Linked DNA regions of Homo sapiens: region 1 is linked to region 2. The links are chromatin loops, found by intact Hi-C in ENCODE. Cell type or tissue: CD4-positive, alpha-beta T cell. All regions are shown on one strand. Each heading gives the region's core, and the rest is flanking DNA. Links, peaks and the distances in the headings are about the cores only.

Region 1 (11,147 bases), core at 1,401-9,400, 630 kb after region 2:
GATATTCCCTGCTTATTCTGCTCATGCCCGGGCTCCCCTGCCCACCCCCAGTGCGTTCATGTGATATCATGAAAAAGCAGCAGGGGTGGCATGAACTTGCACACCAGGCTGCCCAGGCTTGAGACCCAGCTCTGCCACCTAGAAGCTTGGAGCCCCTGAACAAGCTGCAATTCTGTGCCTGGGCTTTTCTGACTGCAAAATGAGGATAATCACAGCCCCTGCCTCCAAAGTGTCCCGAGGATCAAATGAGTTGATGATACTTGCACGGCGCTCGGATCGTGGTAAGTGTGCTGCATAAGTGCTCCTTAAATCACCATCTGGAGTTTCCATACCAACCTCTCCCTGGCTTCATCTTATTTTTTTCTCCCCCTCATTTTTATTCCTCTCTGATTTCCTCACGTATGTTTTTTAATCTTGTCATATTGAGTGCATCTTTGCAAACTGCTTCTAATTCTTCAGGGAACTAAATGCTGTGTTTCGTGCTCTCTTTTCCCCGTCGCCTCCTTGAATATTTAGTAAGTCTTTGTGAGGACGTCAGCCCCTCCCTGCTGGGCTGGTGGTGTCCTGGGTAAGGGGGCCGTGGCCGCCATGGGAGCAGCACACAGGCCCAGCTTGCTGGGGGCCGCACTCATGGGAAACAGAGAGGGGTGACAGTGAGAACAGAGGCAGGGACAGAGCCAGCTCCTTGATCCTGCTGCCCCTGGAAGCTTCTCCTCCCAGCATCAAGCCCAGGCAGATTTGGGGTTCTGTTGTTTAGGAGACGTGGGATTTCCTTGCTGTAAGTGGGACAAGTATCATCACTGTTAACCATCATGAATGAGAATGAAACAGAATGAGAAGACAAAAAGCCAGAAAGATGTTCTCATTCCTCTGTGCTCACACAGCTCATCAGAGAGGGTTGAGGCATGGGACCCCACGTTCTAACCCCAAGGAGTCCCCATAACCCTGTCTGCTACCCTGAGACACAGGTCCCTTCTTGCTCACATGAAGTAAGCCATCTATTTTTTTTTAATCCCCATAGAACACAAGCGGCAATGAAAAGACACAATATAAAGAAAAGGTTAAGTAGATCAGTGGTTGCCAGGGGTAAGCGAAGGGGAAGATTGGCACAGGTTTCTTTTTGAGGTGACTGATGAAGTGTTCTGGAATTGCTGGGGGGGTTACACAAACTTGTGAATACGCTAAAAACAACCAAATTGGACAATTTAAAAGAGTGAATTCTATGGCATGCGAATGATCTCTTAATTAAAAAAAAAAAAAAGCCTGCAAAAGTTTCATTTAAAACCACAGAAGGCCGGGCACAGTGGCTCATGCCTTTAATCTCAGCACTTTGAGAGGCCACAGCGGGCTGACTGCTTGAGTTCAGGAATTCGAGATCAGCCTGGGCAACTTTGTGAGACTCCGTCTCTAAAAATAGATACATAAATAAATAAATAAATAATAAAATAACACCACAGAGCCCAAAGCCCCAGACCCATCCTAGACAAGGATGCTCCAGGCCTGACGTTGCCAGTGTCTGCAGCAGGCCATCGTAGGACCTGAGTGTGCCTTAAGGGAGTGTGGGATCTGTGGCTGAATTTCAGGAAGATTCAGCTTGTATTTCTTACATGGGAAAGACCCTCGGAAAAGTAGGGGTTGATCTCCCTTCCCCTTCATCACTGGTGGTGGCACCCCCACGGGCACCTAGTGAGGCCAATAGGATCATCTCAGGCACCAAGGTACTCCACGGTCTGAAAGTATTTTTTTTTTTTTGAGACAGAGTCTTGCCCTGTTGTCCAGGATGGAGTGCAGTGTGGCTCGATCTTGGCTCACTACAAACTCTGCTTCCCGGGTTCAAGTGATTCTCTTGACTCAGCCTCCCGAGTAGCTGGGATTACAGGCGCCCGCCACCACGCCCAGCTAATTATTGTATTTTTAGTAGAGACGGGATTTCACTATGTTGCCCAGGCAGGTCTCGAACTCCTGACCTCAAATGATCCGCCCGCCTCGGTCTCCTAAAGTGCTGGGTTACAGGCGTGAGCCACCGCGCCCGGCCCCCTCTCTAAGTATTGTGATTTCATAGGATCCCCTGGCGGTCCCATGAGGGAGACAGGGCCACAGCCACTGTCCCCATTTGGCAGCTGAGTGAAGGTGGAGCTCAGAGGTGGATCCAAACCCAGGCTGGGTTTCCTCGTGGGTCGGAGATGTCTGCTTTACTTTTATTAAAACATCGTCCCGATCTGGCACACCTAAAGCTGTGTATCCGAGTGTGCCGGGCCGGCTCCCTGGGCCCCACCTGCCTTCAGGCCTCCAGCTCTTGCCTGCAGCGACCCCTGGTGGGTGCGCCGGCCTCGTCACCTCCAGGCTGGGGACTGGGCTTCCCCGGAGGCCGCACCTGGAAGGAATACGCCCCGGATAAGGCCCGCGATGGAAACGGAACCCGGCTGGCTCACTGCCAGCGGCCTGGTCAAGAAGGCGGGCTCCGGAGCCCGACTGCCGGGGGTACTTGCCCACCTCACCCGCCTGCCAGCCCTGTGTCCCTGGAGTCCCCAGCCTTTCCACCATCTCAGGCCTGGGATGGAAACAGCACTTCCTGCAGATGGCTTGGGAGGCCTGGAAGGACGGTTCAGGTAAAGTGCACCGCCCGGGGCCGAGCAGCGGCCACAGTACACACACAGGCGCTGGTGCTGCTCCTTGCTGTAGGCCCGCCCCACCTGTTCATGTTCATCAACCCACGCTATGAAATTAGTTCACTCTACGCCAGGCACAGTGGCTCATGCCTGTAATCCCAGCACTTTGGGAGGCTGAGGCAGGTGGATCGCTTGAGATCAGGAGTTCGAGACCAGCCTGGCCAACATGGTGAAACCCTGTCTCTACTAAAAATACAAAAAATTAGCCGGACATGGTGGTGCGTGCCTGTAATCCCAGCTACTAAGGAGGCTGAGGCAAGAGAATCTCTTGAACTTGGGAGGCGGAGGTTGCGGTGAGCTAAGATCACACCACTGCACTCCATCCTGGGCAACAGAGCAGACTCTGTCAAAAGAAAGAACGGAAGGAAGGAAGGAAGGAAGGAAGGAAGGAAGGAAGGAAGGAGGGAAGGAAGGGAGGGAGGGAGGGAGGGAGGGAGAGAAATTAGTTCACTCCACAAACACATCAAGTGTCCCTTGTGTGTCTGAGGCAGGGAAGGGAGGAGACCTGCCTCTTAGTGTTCATAACAAAGAAGGACCTGGACCCTCCCAGGCCACAGGAGCCTCGGCCTGCATCCAGGCCACAAGGGTTTACTAAGCACCCTGTCAGTCCTGCCAGGCGCTCAGGGACCAATGAGATCCCACCTCTGGGAGTCACTGCAGCCCAGAGGGGTGAGGGGCAGTGCCACAGAGAGGCCAGGCCTCCGTGGAAGGAGGGAGGGAGGGTGGCCAGCCCCAGGGAGGGAGGGAAGCCTCACAGGAGAAGGGCACACGTGTCCAGAATGTTCCCTCTCCACAGAGAGGGTCTTTCTCTCCAAAGCACACTGCTGCAGGCAGCATCCGTGGCCCACATAGAAAGAGGCTCGCCTTTGATCCAGCCTGAGAGGTTCCCTTTTTTGTCTCTGCTCAGAAGCGCAGCCTGAAAGGAGAGTGAGGCACTGCCTCCTTTTGAAATCATGCAATTGCTGCTGAGACCCCAAAGAAAGATACAAATTCACTGGGATCTTTCCCCAGATCTGCGTTGCTCTCACTGTAGAAGCTGTTGGGACTTTGCAACAGTATTTAGAAAACACCTAATGCCCAGTTTAAATCTTCTTCAGAAGTCTGGGGATGGGGGAAGGGAGAGGAAATTATTTTAGAATTCCGCTTCCGTGTGGCAACATCCAAAGATAAGAGAAACACAGAGAGCACTGGTGGGACCTGGGAGGAGGCAAAGATTTCTCTAAACAAGCGTCTGGGGCTTCCAATAACCAGACACTGGCTGCCACTTCAGGGTCTTGGCACCTCGAGCTCCAAGCTCCACTTCCAGACACTTGATGGCTTCCAGCCCTGGGGATGTCATTTAACCTTTCCAGGCTCGATGTCCACATCCACTTAACTTCATACATCTCCCTGCAGAGCCCACTATACAGCAAGTACATGCCCTGGAATCCAGGCCCTGCCTCCGGGAGTTCCAATCTGTGTATGGGTATAAGAGGGATGTGTCTCTATTCATAGGGGCTTACAAGGCTGGTGCCAACCATACTGGCACTCTGGAAACTTCTGAGAAGGGGCTCAAACATGTTCTGAGGAGAGGGCCCAGCCGCCTCTACCTGGCAGAAGTCAGGGAATGAGCCCGCTGTGGGTTTTTGAGGTTCTGGGGGCCACTCCCCTTGGCTGTGAGGCTTATTACCCCACTGTGGTGATGGACTGAAAACCCCCAGAGGGGGTGGGGACACACCAAGCTCAGAGACACAGCAGCAAAGTGGGGGCCTGAGAAAGCTGCCTCCCAGGCCTGCTGATCGGGAAATTCCAAACGGGAAAGGATGATTAACAACTGCGGGAGCCGGAGGAGGGGAGAGGAGAGGGACCGGACAGGGAAAAAGACCCCAGATCCTGGGCCTGCCCGAGGGCAGGAGCCAGCCTGGCCAAAGTGAGACTAGAGGCCACACAGACATGGGCCCCTTCCGCGGAACTGGCCTGTCGAGGGAGCGGGGCTGTCCCTGACACAGAGCCTGGGCTCTACATGGACACCTGTCCAGGCAGGGGAGGGGATGCTTTCTGACTGCTCTGCCTCTGGGAAATGGGGACTCCTGGCCTTTCTCCATGCCCCAATATCATCTGTGAGCTCCCTCCCACCCATCACTTGGCCTTTTAAGGAGAGTGACCCCAGAGGGCTGGAGTTCTGGGAGCCTCCAGAGTCCCGGCTTCTGCGGGTCTCAGTGGCTGGGGGGGCGGGGGGTGGGACCAGCGCTGGCCTCGACCTTGCCTTTTCTGCGTCCGCCAAATGTCCCTGGGGGCCCAGGTGATCCTCACCGCCTCCTTACCCTGTTCCTGTGGCAAGCCACAGCCTGGCCTCCAAGCCAGCTGCCCCTCCCCTCAGGAGATGCCTCATCTGGGGTCGCCCTCTTCTGCCCTGGACCCGACCTCCTGGAAGGAAGACCGAGGCGGGAGATGCTGACTGCAGGATTCAGCCAGCCCAGGGCCTGAGCCTGGGCCCTTCGGTCCACCACAGCCCCGATTTTTTAGTGTAAATATTGTATCTAAGTACAGCACATACAGAGAAAAGCGCACGAGTCCTGAGCGCACAGCTCAAATCCCACACGCATCCCCGCAGCAGCCTGCGCAGAGCAAGGGCAGAGCGCCCCCTTGCGGTCACTTCCTGTCACTACTCAACCGAGGGTGCCCGCTGCAAGGTTAGGTCTCCTGGCCTCGTGCTTCAAACAGGAATTAATAGAATCCCACCAGGTGGTGTTTGTGAGGCGTAGATGGCGAGGATATCTGCAGCTGCAGTTTGCTCATTCTCACGGCTGCACTGCATTGCACTGTGTGAGCAGAACACAATTTATCCTTCCACTGCTGATGGGCATTTGGGCGGTTTGCAGTTTGGGATCTGGCCAGTTCTGCTGTTGTGAGCATTCTTAAGCCTGCCTTTCGGTGAATTCACACGCCCGTGGGGTGAGTATGTGCCTGGGGTTGGGATGCTGGGTGGGTGTGTTCCAGTTCAACATTGCTGGCAGGATTGTTGTCTATTTCACTCCCCGCCATATTCCACCACCTCGAATTGTGCCTGGAATATCATAGGTGCTCAGTAAATATCTGTTGAAATGAATTCTCTCCTCTTTTTTTTTTTTTTTTTTTTTGAGACAGGGTCTTGCTCTGTCACCCAGGCTGGAGTGCAGTGGCACCATCATAGCTCCAGGGGACCCTGGCTTGCCCGCCTCTGCCCTCAGCGCCCAGCAGAGAGCCTGGCACATGAGGAGAGAGAGGTTTGAGGGGAGAGGAAGGAGAGGACATTCACACCCCATGACTGGCTGCCCAAGGCAGGACAGCAGGGGTCCAGGAAGGTGGCTGGGAGGAGGAGGATGACTACGGCCGGGAGCTGGGTTCCGCTTGGAAACTGCATCCTGTCAGGCCCTAGAATCTGTCAGACACACAATCACGCGATGAAGGAGACGTTGGTATCAATTAACTCGTGTTCAGTGAAGGCCAATCCTGTCCAGTGAGCAGATTACTTGTGTCTGCCAGGCAGGGTGTGGAGGCGAGGGGCACATCGTAGCTGGATCTGAAAGCTGCTTATTGCACCCAAATCAGCAGCTGACGACACCTCCCATTCAGGCTACCCAGAGGTCTGACCGATGACCTGCCCCTGCCCCAGGATGTGGGGCTGCCGGGTGAAACGCAGTCTTAGCAGCTGCAAGGGAGGGCTCCAGCCACCATGCCAGAAGAGGCTTACAGGGAGAAGGAGCCGGAGAAGTAATGTGACCAGTGCCGCTGATTCTTAGTGAGCTGAGCAGTTTTGTCAGGTGGGGGCCACCCTCAGAAACAAGCCAGCCTGCGTTTCCCCGAGTCAAGAGAGTGCCGTAGACTACAATGTGCACGGGCCCGGGAGGAGGGCAGCGCCACAGCCCTGGCCACGGGGTCAAGGGGAAGGCTAAGTAGGTGGGGGCAAGTGGTCACAGCGCTCATCAACGCCCGCCCTATCACAGTAGACTCATCTGCGGCTCCAAGTGCCAAGGGTGAGGCCAACCCAAACCCACTGCAGTCAAGGAATCCCGGAAAGAGAGAAGGGGGGTCTCACCAGCGGCTGGAAGCAGAGCGGAGTCCGCTGCGCTCCCACAAGGGCCCTCCCCGCCAGCCCCTGTGGCTCAGGGACAGTGAGGGGCTGGGCCGGTGCAGGAGGGAGCTCATTTCTCCCTAGGAGGGAGACAGAGAGGCTAAGTGGGGAGGAACTGAATGTTCTGAAAAGCTGACGTGGCCAAGCGCCCAAGGAGACCACAGAAGTGCCCCGTGTGCCTCCTGAGCCACCAGCCGGCGGGGGTGGCACCAGGCAGACCTCAGCTCCAGCCCACTCTGCGCAGGTGGAGTCCCCGTGTGTCCAGGGGCACAGCCACGCCCGCGCAGGGGGTGACCCGAGGGCCTGGAGGGGCAGTTCAGTTCAGCTCTAAGTCTGAGGCCACATTCTCCCTATTTCCTTGAACTAATTTCTCACTTTAACTGAAGACTTAAGTATCTCCTACAAAATTGCTTTGCCCTCATGGGCTGGGTTTTGGATTTTATTTTTGAGAGAGTGAGCTCCAGAAAACAACTTAGAATCCTCTTTTGTCCCTTGGCTGCACTCCCCAGGCCGCCAGGGAGGAAAGGCCCTGCTGCTTCCTGCAAAGGCTCTGGGTGCCACCCCATGTCCCTGCAGACGCACTCCTGCCCCATAGCTGTGCCCGCAGGAAAAGGTGCCCGAGAGAACCTTGACCCTCTGGCCAGAACCAGGCAGGCTTGCAAACTCACTGAGTTCCACCAGTTCAAACACAAGCATTCAGCCAAAACAAATGGAGAACTGATAGGCACGGAGGTCCACAGCATATTATTCACGGATGCGTTCATTCATTCCAACATTCATTCATTCATTTTCCCAGGCCGTGCTAGGAGCTGGGACACAGCCCAGTCCTGGCCCCTGTCTTGAAGCTGCGCACCCACACTGGAGGGGCAGACACAGGCACTGCTTCTACATGCGGGTGCAAGGAGGCAGTGTGGAGCAGGAGCGGCCCCTCTACCTCCCAGGGCCTGGGGTGAGGAAGCTTCCTAGAAGGGCTGCCATGGCTTAAGGGTTGAGTGTCAGCCAAGGTAGTGGGGGGCAGAGAAGCATCCTAGGCAGAGACAGCCAGAGAGCAAAGTCTTCCATGCAACACGCTTGAAGAACTTGGGCATGGCGGGAGCACAGAGGACAAGCCCTGCCACCTCGCGAAGGCATGTGGACTTCACAGTGCCGCCACGGAGAAGCTGAGGTTTGATTTATGCCACTTTTAGGTGGTCAGAGGGACTGTTTGACCCGACTTCTCATCCTTAGAGGAATCCAGGGATGGACTTCAGAGCTCACCTCCAAAAGAGATTGGAAATGTAATCACGTACAGTGTCAATATGTACACCTACTATGTACCCACAAAAAATTAAAAATAATAATTAAAAAAAGAGGCTGTTGCAATAGCCCAGGCCAGAAATTCTGGGACCTGAACTAGGATTTGTGTGGAGAGGAGAACATGCCACTTAGGTTTCAAATTTGGCAGGATTTGGTGATTGACTCAGTGAAAGGCAGAAAAATTGTTTCTAATCTCCACCCCCCAACACCGTGCCTTCTAACAAGGGCAGTTCCTGGTAAGGACAGGATCTTTTGATTGGAGAGCAAAAAGTCAACACCCTTGGTTATTATGGCTTTTGGCCAAATTATAGGCAATAGCAGGCAATGGAAGGAGGAAAATGAGAGTCTGGAGAAGCAGGGCAGAGCCCACCTGCTCAACTAAGAGAGGGGACAGGGCTGTGAGGCACGGGTGCTCCTGAAGCTGAAGAAGCCAACAGCGCTGGGAGCTGCCTGGGGGCGGGAGGTGTCCATGAGCCAGGATTCTGGGTATGAGTGGCCCAAAAGAGACCCTGGGAGAGAGGACATCAGGGGAACAAACAGCTGAGGAGGTGGGCATGACACAAACCCTTCTCCCAGCCCAGAGCCTCTCCAAAAGCTCAGGCCAGATATCGCCCTTTTCACAACACCGGGTAAGCAGATTCTCTCTTGGGGAATGAGAAGGGCACGAAGACCTGTTGAAGCCAGTGCAATCCTGGAAAGTGCCTGGACAGCACCCCAGAAGAGAGGGTGACCTGGGTCACTGAAGACGGGGTGGGGGATAACACTGTTAACGTGATGATACATCAGCTGTCCCCAGACCACACCAGCATCTGGAGTGAATGAAGCGGGCACCCTAGCAGGCAAGGAGGAAGCCCTGCTTTGCTGGTCATGCATCCCAGGCTTCCGGAGTGCCCCTGGGAATTTCCGAACACATCCATGCACTTGTGACCCGGGGGCCAGAGCCAGGGGTCATTTGGCTTTGTGCCCCCTCCAAAGCAGGGGTTTCCAGTGTAGCACATTTGTGCCCCAAATTCTCAGAGGTGTTTTATTCGCAGCGCCTGTCCTCAGAAGAATCAGACATGATCCAAAGGGGGCTGGTAGGGGACACTGAGACAGCAAGGCTGCACCATGCCCAGTGTCGCCTGCCCCGCACAGGCTAGCAGGAGACTGGCACTGTGCTGCCCCTTCGTCCCAGCTGCCATCTGCATGGGCGGAAGAGTGCCCTGGGCCCTGGTGGTGCAAGGAGGGCGGGAGACAGACCCTCGCATTCCTCTGGTCTCAGGGTCGTGGGCCTGGGTGGAGGGGGCACACACCCTACTGGAACAGGGTGCTCCAGGCTGTGCCCATGGCCTCGACACTCTGCACTTCTTAAAGGGGAAATGACAAACGGCAGCCTGTTATTTCTCTTCCTCACCCTCTGAAACTACTTCCTGCCCATTGAATTTCTGATACATTTTAATTGAAAAATTGATATACAGATAAAGCAAATTGGGGGTAGGTTGGAATGAATAGTTGGAGCACAGAGGATTTTTAGGACAGTGAAACTACTGTGTCTGATACTATAAGAGTAGATGTGTGTCATCTCCATCTGTCCAGACCCATAGAATGCACAACACCAAGTGTGAACCCTAATGTAAACTGTGGGCTCTGGGGGATAATGAGGTGTCAATGTAGGTTCATTGTAACAAACATGCGGGCTGCTGCGGTGTGGGATGTTGATAGTGGGGAAGGCTGTGTGTGTGGCAGGGGGAGGGGTTTTATGGGGAATTCACTGTCCCCCTCAACTTTGCTGTAAACCTAAAACTGCTCTAATAGACTAAATGAAGTCTATTAATTTTATTACATTGCATTAAAAAAATAAAAATAAAAAGATTAAACTTTCACAAACTTTTTTTTTACTCTAGTTCTAAAGAATTGCAAGAAAAAAAAAATTTTTTTTTTTTTGAGACAGAGTCGTACTCTGTCACCCAGGCTGGAGTGCAGTGGCGTGATCTCGGCTCACTGCAACCTGTGCCTCCCAGATTCAAGTAATTCTCCTGCCTCAGCCACCTGAGTAGCTGGGATTACAGGTGTGTGCCTCCATATCCCACTAATTTTTGTATTTTTAGTAGAGACGAGGTTTCACCATGTTGGCCAGGCTGGTCTTGAACTCCTGGCCTCAAGTGATCTGCTCACCTCAGCCTCCCAAAGTGCTGGAATTACAAGTGTGAGCCACCACATCCAGCCCTTATATTTCTTCTGAAAACCTACACTTTCATTAAATTTTCAATCACTAAACTTTATTAGTATGTGGCAGACACTGTTGTAGACAGATGTTGCCAGCACATAGGAAGGTTCTCCTCTGTTCCCTCATGGAGGCTTCATCCTAGTGAAGACAGATGATAAACAAATAAATATGTAAATAAGGCTGGGTGCGGTGGCTCACACCTGTAATCCCAGCACTTTGGGAGGCTGAGGAGGGCGGATCATCTGAGGTCAGAAGTTTGAGACCAGCCTGGCCAACATAGTGAAACCCCGTCTCTACTGAAAATACAAAAATTAGCCAGGTGTGGTGGTGCATAACTGTAGTCCCAGCTACTCAGGAGGTTGAGGCAGGAAATTGCTTAAACCCGGGAGGCGGAGGTTGCAGTGAGCCGAGACTGTGCCATTGCACTCCAGCCTGGGCAGTAGACCAAGACTTCATCTCAATCAATCAATCAATCAGACACATATGAATTCTGATCAGTTCTGAGGAGAAACTAAACACCAAGTTTGATGAACTGCTCACCCGGGGGCACTGTCACTTCAGATCACCTGGTGTGAGAAGAGCCTGAAGAGGTGGTACATAAGCTGAGACTGCAGTGATGGAGGCAGCAGGTCGTGCCAAGGCCCGAAGGCAGGAACCAGCCTGTTGTGTCTGAGGAAATGAAAGAATACTGCCATGAACAGAGGGAAAGAGGGAGGGGTTTGAGGTGACGTCAGAGGCAGGCTCTTAAAGGTCTGCTCAGGAGGGCAGATTTTTCTTCTATGTCTTATAAGAAGCCACTGGGAAAGGTTCTGTCTGTTTAACAGTTTTATTGAGATATAATCCACACACCATATGATTCACCCAATTAAAGCGTATAATTCGA
Region 2 (11,147 bases), core at 1,915-9,914:
CTGGTTGTTTAAAAGTGTATAGTACCTTGCCCCTCACTCACTCTCTTTCTCCTGCTCTGGTCATGTGATGCGCCTGCTTCCCCTCACCTTCCGCCATGATTGTAAGTCTTCTGAGGTCTCCCCAGAAGCCAAGCAGATGCCAGCACCATGCTTCCTGTACAGCCTGTGCCACCATGGGCCAATCAAACCTCCTTTCTTTATAAATTACCCAGTCTCTGGTATTTCTTTATAGCACTGTGAGAGCAGACTACTACACCTCCCCTGTAAAGTAAGAGGGTATACTCAATATCTCTTCCTGCTCTAAGGTTCTAGGACCCAGACTATTACATATTACAGAAAACTGATGGGGAACAATCCTTGCTGTCACTCTTTCTCCTCTGCCATGCTTCACAAGTGCCTCTCCCTACTCCAGTTATCATGGGAGGATGTGTACTTAGAGATCCTGTGAGATAGCCACAGACAGGCACAGATAATCTCTGGTGAGGCCCCACAATCTTGTCATGTTTCCCAAGTCAGTCTCCTCTACTGTTCCCCATCCATCTGCCCATCCATAAATATGTGCTGAGCACCTGCTGTCTCTCAAATCTCCAATTCTACCCTCTCACCTTACTGTCAGCCAATGACCTTTGCTCCTCCCTCACAGAATAAGAATTCCCTCAACTTCCTGCCAAAGTACCTTACAAATTAACCTGCATCTGTCCTCACACTTTTCTCCCCTCCTCCCGTCACTTGGGAGGTGGGGTCCTTTCTCTCATCTCCCATCCCCTCCTCCATTAGCTGTCTGCATCTCATCCCTGTCAGCATTCCCCAAGTGCTGGGATTACAGGCGTGAGCCACCATGCCTGGCCTAGGCCTTTAAATTTGGGTGTTCCTCTGGGTTCCATCCTCTGGTTTTGCCCCACGTTGCTTCACTCACGCTCCCTGAATGATCCATGCCTAAACTTCAAGCACCCAAATTGCCATTGTCAGGCCAATGGATTCCCTCGAATCCAAACAGCCTCCAAACTCTGTTCTTTCTATGTTTCCCTCTCTTGAGTCTATTCCCTCTCCATTTTCACAGCCCCAACACAGTTTGGCTATTTGTTCGGTGACTATGGCAGCATCCTAACCGTTCTTCTTGCCTCCAGTTTGACTCCTCTTCCTACATTCTCTGCACCATCACCCCATCCACCTTTACCTATCAGAACAATCTGTAAGATCTAAGAATGCCTATGCTGGAGCGAGAGGTATAGATAGAGAGTTAGAACATCTAGCAAATATTAGGTTACAATGATGCTATAGTTTGAATGTGCCCCCCAGAATTCATGTGTTGGAAACTTAATCTCCAATGCAACAGTGCTGGGAAGTGGGGCCCAATGGGAGATGTTCATGTGATGAAGCAGTAAGTGTGATGATGCAGCAAGAAGGCCCTCACCAGATGCTAGCATCTTGATCTTGAACTTCGCAGCCTCCAGACTGTGAGCCAATGTATTCTATTATAGTGGCATAAAATGACTGAGACAAGTGGTGCCCTTTGGTATTTGTTCTAAGCCCTCAATCCCAAAACACTGCATTAGAAAAGTTAACTTGGCTGTAATATAGGGGTATCAGAAGAGGGGGCAGGGGGCAGTTTCCTTATCTGGAAAATAAGGAGTTGGACTGGGCCAGTGCCTTGCAGAGTACACCCAAACCTTCAGTTTCTGATTCAGTAGATCTGCACAGGACCAGAGAATTTGTATTTTTAATGAGCTTGCAGGTGATGGCAATGCTGAGGTCCACAGACCACGCTTAGAATACCACTGGTGTCTTAGTCTGTTCAGGCTACTATAACAGAACACTGTGAACTGAGTGGGCTTATAAACAACAGAAACTCACAGTTCTGGAGGCTGGGAAGTCTAAAATCAAGGCACTGGCAGATTCAGTGTCCAGTGAAGGTCCACTTTGCTTCCTGGTTCATAGATAATGTGATGGTTAATATTGAGCATCAACTTAATTGGATGCAATTAATTTAAATAGCCACAAAGTATGCAAAGTATTGTTCCTGGTGTGTGTCTGTGAGGGTGCTGCCAAAGGAGATTAACATTTGAGTCAGTGGACTGGGAAAGGCAGACCCACTCTCAATCTGGGTGGGCACCAGCTAACCAGCTGCCAGTGTGGCCAGAATAAAATGCAGGCAGGAGAACATGGAAAGACTAGACTGGCTGAGTGTTCTGGCCTCCATCTTTCTCCCATGCTGGATGCTTCCTGTCCTTGAACATCAGACTCCAAGTTCTCCAGCTTTGGGACTCTTGGATCTTCAACCACAGACTGAAGGCTGTACTGTTGGCTTCCCTACTTTTGAGGTTTTGGGACTTGGACTGGCTTCCTTGCTCCTTAGCTTGCAAACGGCCTATTGTGGGACTTCACCTTGTGATTGTGTGAGTCAACACTCTTTAGTAAACTTCCCCTCATATATAAATCTATCCTATTAGTTCTGTCCCTCTAGAAAACCCTGACTAATACAGATGGTCATCATAAACCAAAAAGTATCTGAGACGGGTCTCAATCAATTTAGAGGTTTATTTTGCCAAGGTTAAGGACAATGCCTAAGAGACAGGTCTATACCTTTCTCTGAAGATGATTTTGAGGGCTTCAATATTTAAAGGGGAAAGGGCAGATATTGGGGAAGGGGGAAGAAATTTTTAAAAGGTGTTGATAGATAAGAGCTAAGTGGTTGCATTCTTTTGAGACTTTGATCAGCCGTTCACACAGAAGAGGCGGGTAGAGGAATAGTCACTTATGCATTCACCTAGCTCAGTGAATCTGCACTTTTACATAAGACAAAATAAACATGGCAGAGGAGGCCATCAGCTATGCATTTGTCTCAGGTGAGCAGAGGGATGACTGAGTTCTGTCCTTTGTCTATGTCCTGTCCATACCTATGAAGATAAGCTGTCAATCTACATTGTCCGGGTGAAATTCAACAGAACTATTTTAGGGTAAAGATCTTGGGGCCCACAGGGAATTTCCTGTGGGGAAAATGTGGAGGAAGCATGTAGCTTTTTAACGTTGTAGCTATCTTATTTAGGAACAGAATGGGAGGCAGGTTTGCATGATGCGGTTCTCAGCTTGGCTCTTCCCTTTGGCTTAGGCACTAATCCCACTCCTGGGCAATCTTTCCTCACGACCTAATCACCTCCCAAAGGCCCCATGTCCGAATATGATCACATTGGAGATTAGGTTTCAACATGTGAATTTTGAGGGAACACAAACCTTCTGACCATAGCAACTGGACTCAATGATATCTACAATTTTAGTTTCTTTGCCTGGGCTATCCAATATGGTAGCAACTACTTATGTGGCTATTTAAATTACAAATTATATTAAATTAAATTAAATTGAAATTCACTTCCTCAGACACACCAGCCTTATTTCAGGTGCCAGTGGCCACATGGGGCAGTGGCCACCATATGGAACAATGTGGAACATTTCCATCATCACAGAAAGCCCTAGTGGATATGGTCATTTCCTCACGGACCTCTGGAGAGGACATTTTCAAGTAGAAGGGAAGTAAAATATCTTCTGACAGATGAGGGCTTTCAGGATTGCTCAAGCACACCTGTGCAGTTGGCCTAATATTTCAGCCCTAACTTTAAAAATGATCCCTGGGAAGTATAGTCTTCAGCCCTAACTTGAAAGTCCCAAAGCCCATGCCCCATTCTGCCCTAGCACCATTTTGCCCCAGGAAGCATACACAAAAACAGGGCTGGAACTGGGAAATACCAGAATTTCTGTGCTCAGAACTGTGACTGTATATCAATGTAAGGCCATGGTGGACAAAGCCAAGGATGTAGTGGCCAAAGTCCTGGTATTTGAGTACCCAACCTGGAACAAACTTCTCTGAGCCTCTGTACCCTCATATATATATATATATATATATATTTTTTTTTTTTTTTTTTTTTTGAGACAGGGTCTTGCTGTGTCACCCAGGCTGGAGTGCAGTGGCATGATCTTAGCTCACTGCAACCTCTACCTCCCAAGTTCAAGCGATTCTCTTGCCTCAGCCTCCTTAGTAGCTGGGATTACAGTCGCCTGCCACCACGCCCGGCTAATTTTTGTATTTATAGAAGAGACAGGGTTGCGCCATGATGGTCAGGCTGGTCTCAAACTCCTGACCTCAATCAAGTGAGCCTCCTGCCTCAGCCTCCCAAAGTGCTGAGATTATAGGTGTGAGCCACCATGCCCGGCCTTCTATAAAGTATTCTTGAAATAGCTGCCTCACAGGCAGATGTGGAAAAGCACCTGTAGTTTACAACTAATTCAGTTATTATTTTTTCTTCCTCTGCTGTGCTGCTATTGTGTGTTAGACACACTCTAATTTAGTACTTATGCTTTCTGCTTATGTATCTCCCCCAGGCTAGTAGCCCCTGGAACACAAGGTAAGGCCCCATCAGATTCAGTTCTTCCCTCAACACCTACCCTACTGCTTGGCCCATGAGAGATGCTTCAAAAAAAAAAATGTGCAAAAGATTATGTCTTGGGGAAAAGCCAGGTCACAGGCACAATAAGTGTGAGGATTGTGCCATTTCCCCGACTCTCCCCAGCTCTGTGCTCATGCTCTTTCTTTAGCCTGGACCACTTGCTACTCCGTCCTGATCCACACCCCACCTTTACTTGCCCAACCCCAACTCTGGTTGTAGAGAATCTAGTCGTCCTTGAAGAATCTTCCTAAAGATCTGAATGCCAAATTAATTAATCAGTTGTGGAGTCAAAGCCTGCCTCTACCACTGCCTACTAGGACCTTGAGTAAATTTTTGTAATCCTGCTGATCTTAATTTTGCTGATCTGCAAATTGGGCAGAAAAATACCTATCTTTCAGTTTTGATATGAGATTTACATAAGCAAATGCATGTGGAATGCCAAACACATAGCAGATGCTGAATAAATGCCTTCAAATGGCCATTTCTAACGGCTCTGGGAAATTCTCCATTCTGCAACAATATGCAGTCTTCTCGAGACCTCCGCTACGTTCTCTTTTTTTCTCATCGTTTATTTAGCAAACATTAATAGAGCATGTTTTATTTGCCAGACACTTTGCTAGATGATAGAGATACAAAGATTAGAAGCCAGGCATGGGTGTCTCACGCCTATAACTCCAGCACCTTGGGAGGCTGAGGCAGGAGGATTGCTTAAGGTAAGGAGTTCAAAAAATAAAATAAAATAAAACATAAAAAAAAATTAGCCAGGCATGGTGGCATGCACCTGTACTCTCAGCTACTTGGGAGTCTTAGCTGGGAGATCACTTGAGGCCAGGAGTTTGACGCTACAGTGAATTATGACCGTGACACTGCCCTCCAGCCTGGGTGACAGAAAAAAAAAAAAAAAGATTAGAGAAGGCCTCTGACCTCACAGTCTAGTGGGGAACCAGCTTCTTCGGGGATTTTTCCCTGCCTCACCTCGCCCACCTCAGGCTGTGTAGAAACCCCCAGTCTAACCAGTTGTTTCCCTCCAACTCTGTACATACCACGGTGTGTTGCCTTTTTATTTCAAACATGTGCTGGCCTCTGTTCTAATCACAGCAACCTGTATCCATTAATCCATTTAATCCTCACAACAACCTTATCAGGTAAGTATTGTCATTATTTGCATTTTCCAAATAAGGAAACTGAGGCACAGACAGATTAAGTAACTGGCTTAATAAGGTCTTCTAGTTTATACGTAGAGGCAGCCAGGACTTGAAAACACACCTTCTGGCTCCAGCTAAATTAACATGCTCTGTTTACTTATCTGTCCCCACTGAAATTGGAGGTTGAACCCGTGGCATATTCAAACGAATAAGTATCGCCTGTGCCCACCCCAATATCTGACACTATAGGTCAACGATAACTCATTCGTCAAACAGGAAGGAGGAAGGAAGGAAGGAAGGAAGGAAGGAAGGAAGGCAGGCAGGCAGGCAGGCGGGCAGGCAGAGGTAAAACGATTCCACAATGGTGTGGTTGCTCACATTTACTAAGCATCAACACTGACCTGCCTGTAAGATGCGCTAACAGAGCTCACGAATAAATGAAGGCTGGGTGTGGTAGCTCACGCCTATAATCCCAGCACTTGAGAGGCCAAGGTGGGAGGACGGCTTGAGCCCCAGAGTTCAGGACCAGCCGGGGCAATATACTGAGACCCTGTCTCTACTAAAATTAAAATTAAAAATTAGCCAGGCACAGTGGCGCGCGCATGTAGTCCCAGCTACTTGGGAGGCTGAGGTGGAGGATCGCTTGAGCCCGGGAATTCAAGGCTGCAGTGAGCCCTGACCACGCCACTGCACTCCAGCCTGGGCGACCAAAAAAAAAATTAAAATAAAAAAAAGGAATAAATGAACATCTCTGCGGCTCAGAACTTTCAGTTATCACCTCAGAACTTTCAGTTATCACCGTCGAGAATTCCAGGCGACCGCTGGGTTTTCCCGGTTGCCTCTTTTCTCTCACCCCTGTTCCCTTCCTCTGGAATTCGGCTCCACCTCTTCCTTTTCCTTTGCCAGCCTCTCCGTGGATTCCGCGGTCCGGGTTTCCCGGGCGGCAGCCGCCGGGAGAGGATCGGTGCGTGGGAGCGCTCCGGCAGCGGCGGGCATGCGCAGAGGGGGGCGGTGTACTGCGCATGCGGGAAGATGGCGGGCCGGGCGACTTGAGATCCGCGGGTCTCCCTCCTCTTTTTCCGTCTGCGTCGGGAGCTCCCGGGCACGTGAGGCCGTGCCGCGTTTACTGGCGGGCGGGACGGCCTAGCCGGGCGGCGCCTCGGAGGAAGCCGCGGACCCCTTAGGTGCTGGGCCCTTGGAAATCGGCGCGTGGGGGGCGGTGCTCGAGCTGAGCGCGAGAGGGCGGGAGAGCTCGTGGGGTGCGAGGGGAGCAGGACGCCCGGCCGGGCAGCATGAGTCAGCAGCGGCCGGCGAGGAAGTTACCCAGTCTCCTCCTGGACCCGACGGAGGAGACGGTTCGCCGTCGGTGCCGAGACCCCATCAACGTGGAGGGCCTGCTGGTAAGCTCCGGGACGGGACGGGGACGGGCGGTGGTCTCCCAAATCCGGCCCCCTCCTCCCCGCGCCGCCGCCAACCCCGCTGGCCGTCGTCTGGGTCGTCTGCTCCCCCTGGGCCAGGCGCTGCCCATCACGTGCTGCGAACTGCGCTCTCCCGCCTTCTGCTTTCAGCATCTGCTCACAGACGTGGTATCAGTCTTCTAGGCTTTTACATCGGAACTTCAGAGCACTGTTGGAGAAAATTGCTCAACTTTGCATTAGAGAGTCCATGTTTATCTCCTTCTATGGACTCTAGCTGTATCTCTGCAACCTATCATTTGTTTTTCTGCCTCCTCTCCCATCCTTCTGCTCTACTGCAGCCGTTTAAAACCTTGTCCACGCTTTATATTTCCCACGCCACAGCTCCCATTCATCAAATTATCTCCCCACCTGTTTGACAGAGAAAATGGTTAGGAAATTTGGCTCCCTTTCCTGCAAAGGCTGATTTCTTCTCTTGTTCAGGACCAGATGCTGTATTCCCCGCGGTTATCAGGGCCCTCAACAAATGCATTTTCTTTTTCTTTTCTTTCTTTTTTTTCTTTTTTTTTTTTTTTTTTGAGATTGAGTTTTACTTTTGTTCCCCAGGCTGGAGTGCAATGGCGCAATCTCAGCTCACTGCAACCCCCACCTCCCAGGTTCAAGAGATTCTCCTGCTTCAGCCTCCCATGTAGCTGGGATCACAGGCATGCGCCACCACACCCAGCTAATTTTGTATTTTTAGTAGAGACGGGATTTCGCCGTGTTGGCCAGGCTGGTCTCGAACTCCTGACGACCTCAGGTGATCCACCGAGCCCGACCTCTCCCCGTATTTTCAATTTCTCTGCTGCTTTCTTTCTATAACTAGTAGTAATTAAACATTTTCCCAAGTCATTATGCCTGGTTCCCCTACCAAATAGTTTGTGATTATTGCCTCATTTAATTTCTCATTTCTCACAGCAGTGTTTTATAATACTAAAAGATTATTATTCTTGTTTCACGGTTGCCAAAACAGACTTGGAGATGCATGTAACGCCGGCTTGCCTGTGGCTGGATAATAAGTGTAGAAACTTGGGTTGAAGCTCCAAATGTCTAACTCCAGATGATAAATTCTTGACTACTAAAACCGCATTCTAAATCCATCCCCATCTTAAAAGATCTCTCCCTTGATTCCATATCCCCTCCCATCTACTGTCTCTCTTCCTCTTCACAGCTAAACTTTTTTTTTTTTTTTTTTTTTTTGGTGACGAAGTCTTGCTCTGTCACCCAGGCTGGAGTGCAGTGGCCTGATCTCGGTTCACTGCAAGCTCCGCCTCCCGAGTTCACGCCATTTTCCTGCCTCAGCCTCCTGAGTAGCTGGGACTACAGGCACCCGCCACCACGCACGGCTAATTTTTTTTTGTATTTTTAGTAGAGATGGGGTTTCACCGTGTAAGCCAGGATGGTCTCAATCTCCTGACCTCGTGATCCACCCGCCTCAGCCTCCCAAAGTGCTTTCACAGCTAAACTTCTTGAAAAGGTTATTTACACTCACTGTTTCCACTTGATGGCCTCTTATTACCAGCCAACCCACTGCTGGGGACCCCTATCCTAAGCACACTTGTAAGACCATTCTAACCAAGGTCACCGACAAGCTCGTCAATTCCAGCAGCTGTTGTAGTTTTGACTACAACACTCGTGTTAGAAACCCTCCCTTGAGCTTCCTTGACGTTTGATGCTCCATCTGCTTCTCTGGCTTCTCCTTGTCCTCATCCTCTTCCCATTCCTTCATGTTGATTTGTTTTTCTGTTTTTGTTTTTGTCCCCCCCCCCGGTGCAGGATCTCACTCTGTCACCCTGGCTGGAGTGCAGTGGCACATCATGGCTCACTGCAGCCTTACCTCCCAGGCTCAAGTGATCCTTCTGCCTCCAACTCCCAAGTAGCTGAGACCACAGGCACATGCCACCACACCTGGCTAATTATTTTTATTTTTAGAGATGGGAGTCTTCCTATGGGGCCCAGGCTGGTCTTGAACTCCTGGGCTCAAGCAGTCCTCTCACCTCAGCTCCCCAAAGTGCTGGGATTACAGGCGTGAGCCTCTGCAGCTGGCCACATGTTGGTATTATTCAGGGTTCTCTTCTACCGTCTCTACACATTCTTCTTAGGGGAGTTCATTCACTCCTCCCATGACTTCTGTTACCATCTACATTTGATCATTGAACGACTCAGGGATTGGGGCACCAAATCCCATGAAATTCAAAATCTGAATATAACTTTGATTCCCCCAAAACTTTACTGTTTGCTGGAAGCCTTACTGATACCGTAAACAGTTAATTGACACATATTTTGTATTTATATGTATTAGTTACTGTTTTCTTATAGTAAAGTAGCTAAAGAAAAGAAAATGTTATTAAGAAAATCATAAATAAGAGAAAATCCTACTCCTTCGGGGGAATTAGGTCATCGTAAAGGTCTTCATCCTTGTCTTCACACTAAGTGGGCTGATGAACAAGAGTAAGAGGAGGAGCTGGTTTTGCTCTCTAAGGGGTGGCAGCGGGTAAAGAAAATTGGTCTCTAAGTGGACCCACACAATTCAAACCTGTGTTGTTTGAGGGTCAGCTGTATATTGGTACCATCTGTATTGGTGGTCTTAATATTTGAGAACGTGATAAAAACTCTAAGCTCACTGTGGAAAAACCACTTAGTTTGCATGTAGTATCAGCAGATACATCCCTTGAAATCTTAGACATACAGTTCTGGTATTTTCAGTTACCATGTCATAATTCCCAAATCTATAAATCTCCTTCAGGGTTTTCCAGCTGTCTACTAGACCTTCCTACTTAGGTTTCAAACTCCTATTAGTCCCCTCTCATCTGAGGTTTCACTTTTCTTTATTTCAGTTAACCTGTGGTCCCCCAAACTATTAAAATGAAAATTCCAGAAATAATTCATTAGTTTTAAACTGCTTGCCATTCTCAGTAGTGTCATGAAATCTTGAGCTGTCCAGTACCACCCAGCACCTGAATCTTCCTTTGTCCAGAGTTCCCATGCTGTCACTGCGCCCTGCCCTTAGTCGCTTAGTAGCTGTTTCTTGATTCTCAGACCAACTGTCACGGTGCTTGTGTTAAGTAGCCCTTATTTTCTCAGTAATGGCCCCAAAGCACAAAAGTAGTGCTTCCAGTATGCTTCCAGTAGTGCTTCCAGTATGCTGAAGAGAATTGATGAAGTGCTTCCTTTAAGTGAAAAGATCTAAGTTCTTGACTTAGTAAGGAAAGAAAAAAAATCTTATTCTGAGGTCGCTAAGATCTACAGTATAAGATATTTTGAGAGAGAGACCACATTCACATAACTTTCATTGTAGTTTATTGCTATAATTGTTGTATTTTATTATTAGCTGTTAATCTCTTACTATGCCCGATCTATAAATTAAATGTTATCACATGTATGTATGTATACGAAAAAATAGTATATATAGAGATTGGTACTGTTTGCGGTTTTAGGCATCCACTGGGGGTCTTGGAATGTAGCTCCCAGGGATAAGGGTGGACTACTCTATATCCAGAATTGAATTTATTACTCTATTGGTCAGGGCTCTCCAGAGAGACAGACCAATACTAACACAGATTTTGGTACCAGGAATGGTTCTGGGAAACAGAATATTAAAGATGAGTTTCCTTAATTGGGGTTTTTGGAATTGATTCTTTAATCTGATTAGAATCTAAAAATGCCAAGAGCTCTACTTCTAATAGTAGAGAGAGCACTGGAAGTCCATGACACAAACTGTTTATAGATATGCAAAATAAATGCCTTTTTATTCTAATTCACTGCTTATAAGAGGCAAAGAATTTAGTGACGCTATATGTGATATTTTCAAATATTTTTGGGAAAACAAGGATTATAATGACATTGGTTGGTTGCTCCTATTGTCTTTGGACAAAGTGATGAAAGAAAAGGATGAGCTCAGGGATTCAGTTTCATGGCTGGAGTTCCACATAAATGACCTAAAAGTTTCTAAGTGTGCCCTGGGTTAGAATCTTCTATCCTGTAGCCATGGGGCTGAAATTGCTGAAAATCAAACACAAGCCTTCATCATGTAACTGGCCAAATTACAATGGAAGTTGAACTCTTGGCCAGTCATGGTGGCTCATGCCTGTAATCCCAGCACTTCGGGA

What was found. A loop is a pair of places that touch in the nucleus more often than their neighbours do. Peaks named below come from ENCODE experiments on the same cell type or tissue, not always from the same donor. Only the 100,000 strongest peaks of a DNase experiment are listed, where the experiment ranks them.
Region 1: a loop joins it to region 2, with 3 times the contacts of the local background. A loop is called at or near these places in 3 of 110 quality-filtered maps.

The regions. Positions count from the first base shown.
Region 1 is chr2:10,826,658-10,837,804 of GRCh38, reverse strand. It overlaps a transcript of PDIA6 not described here. Among named protein-coding and RNA genes, the nearest start is that of PDIA6, 19 kb to the right of the region's middle. RefSeq lists enhancers at 2,040-2,540, 6,175-6,675. In CD4-positive, alpha-beta T cell, for the core only: CTCF peaks have their summits at 2,099, 2,304 (motif pointing left), 5,105 and 5,305 (motif pointing left); DNase peaks (open chromatin) are centred at 2,324 and 5,294; H3K27me3 peaks cover 939 bases.
Region 2 is chr2:11,461,609-11,472,755 of GRCh38, reverse strand. It overlaps E2F6 (E2F transcription factor 6), which reads left to right and starts at 6,595. Exons shown (of 7, transcript NM_198256.4): 1 at 6,595-6,984. The coding sequence starts at 6,877. RefSeq lists enhancers at 5,780-5,859, 6,287-6,843, 6,844-7,401. In CD4-positive, alpha-beta T cell, for the core only: no CTCF peak of the experiment used is centred there; a DNase peak (open chromatin) is centred at 6,625; H3K4me3 peaks cover 1,834 bases.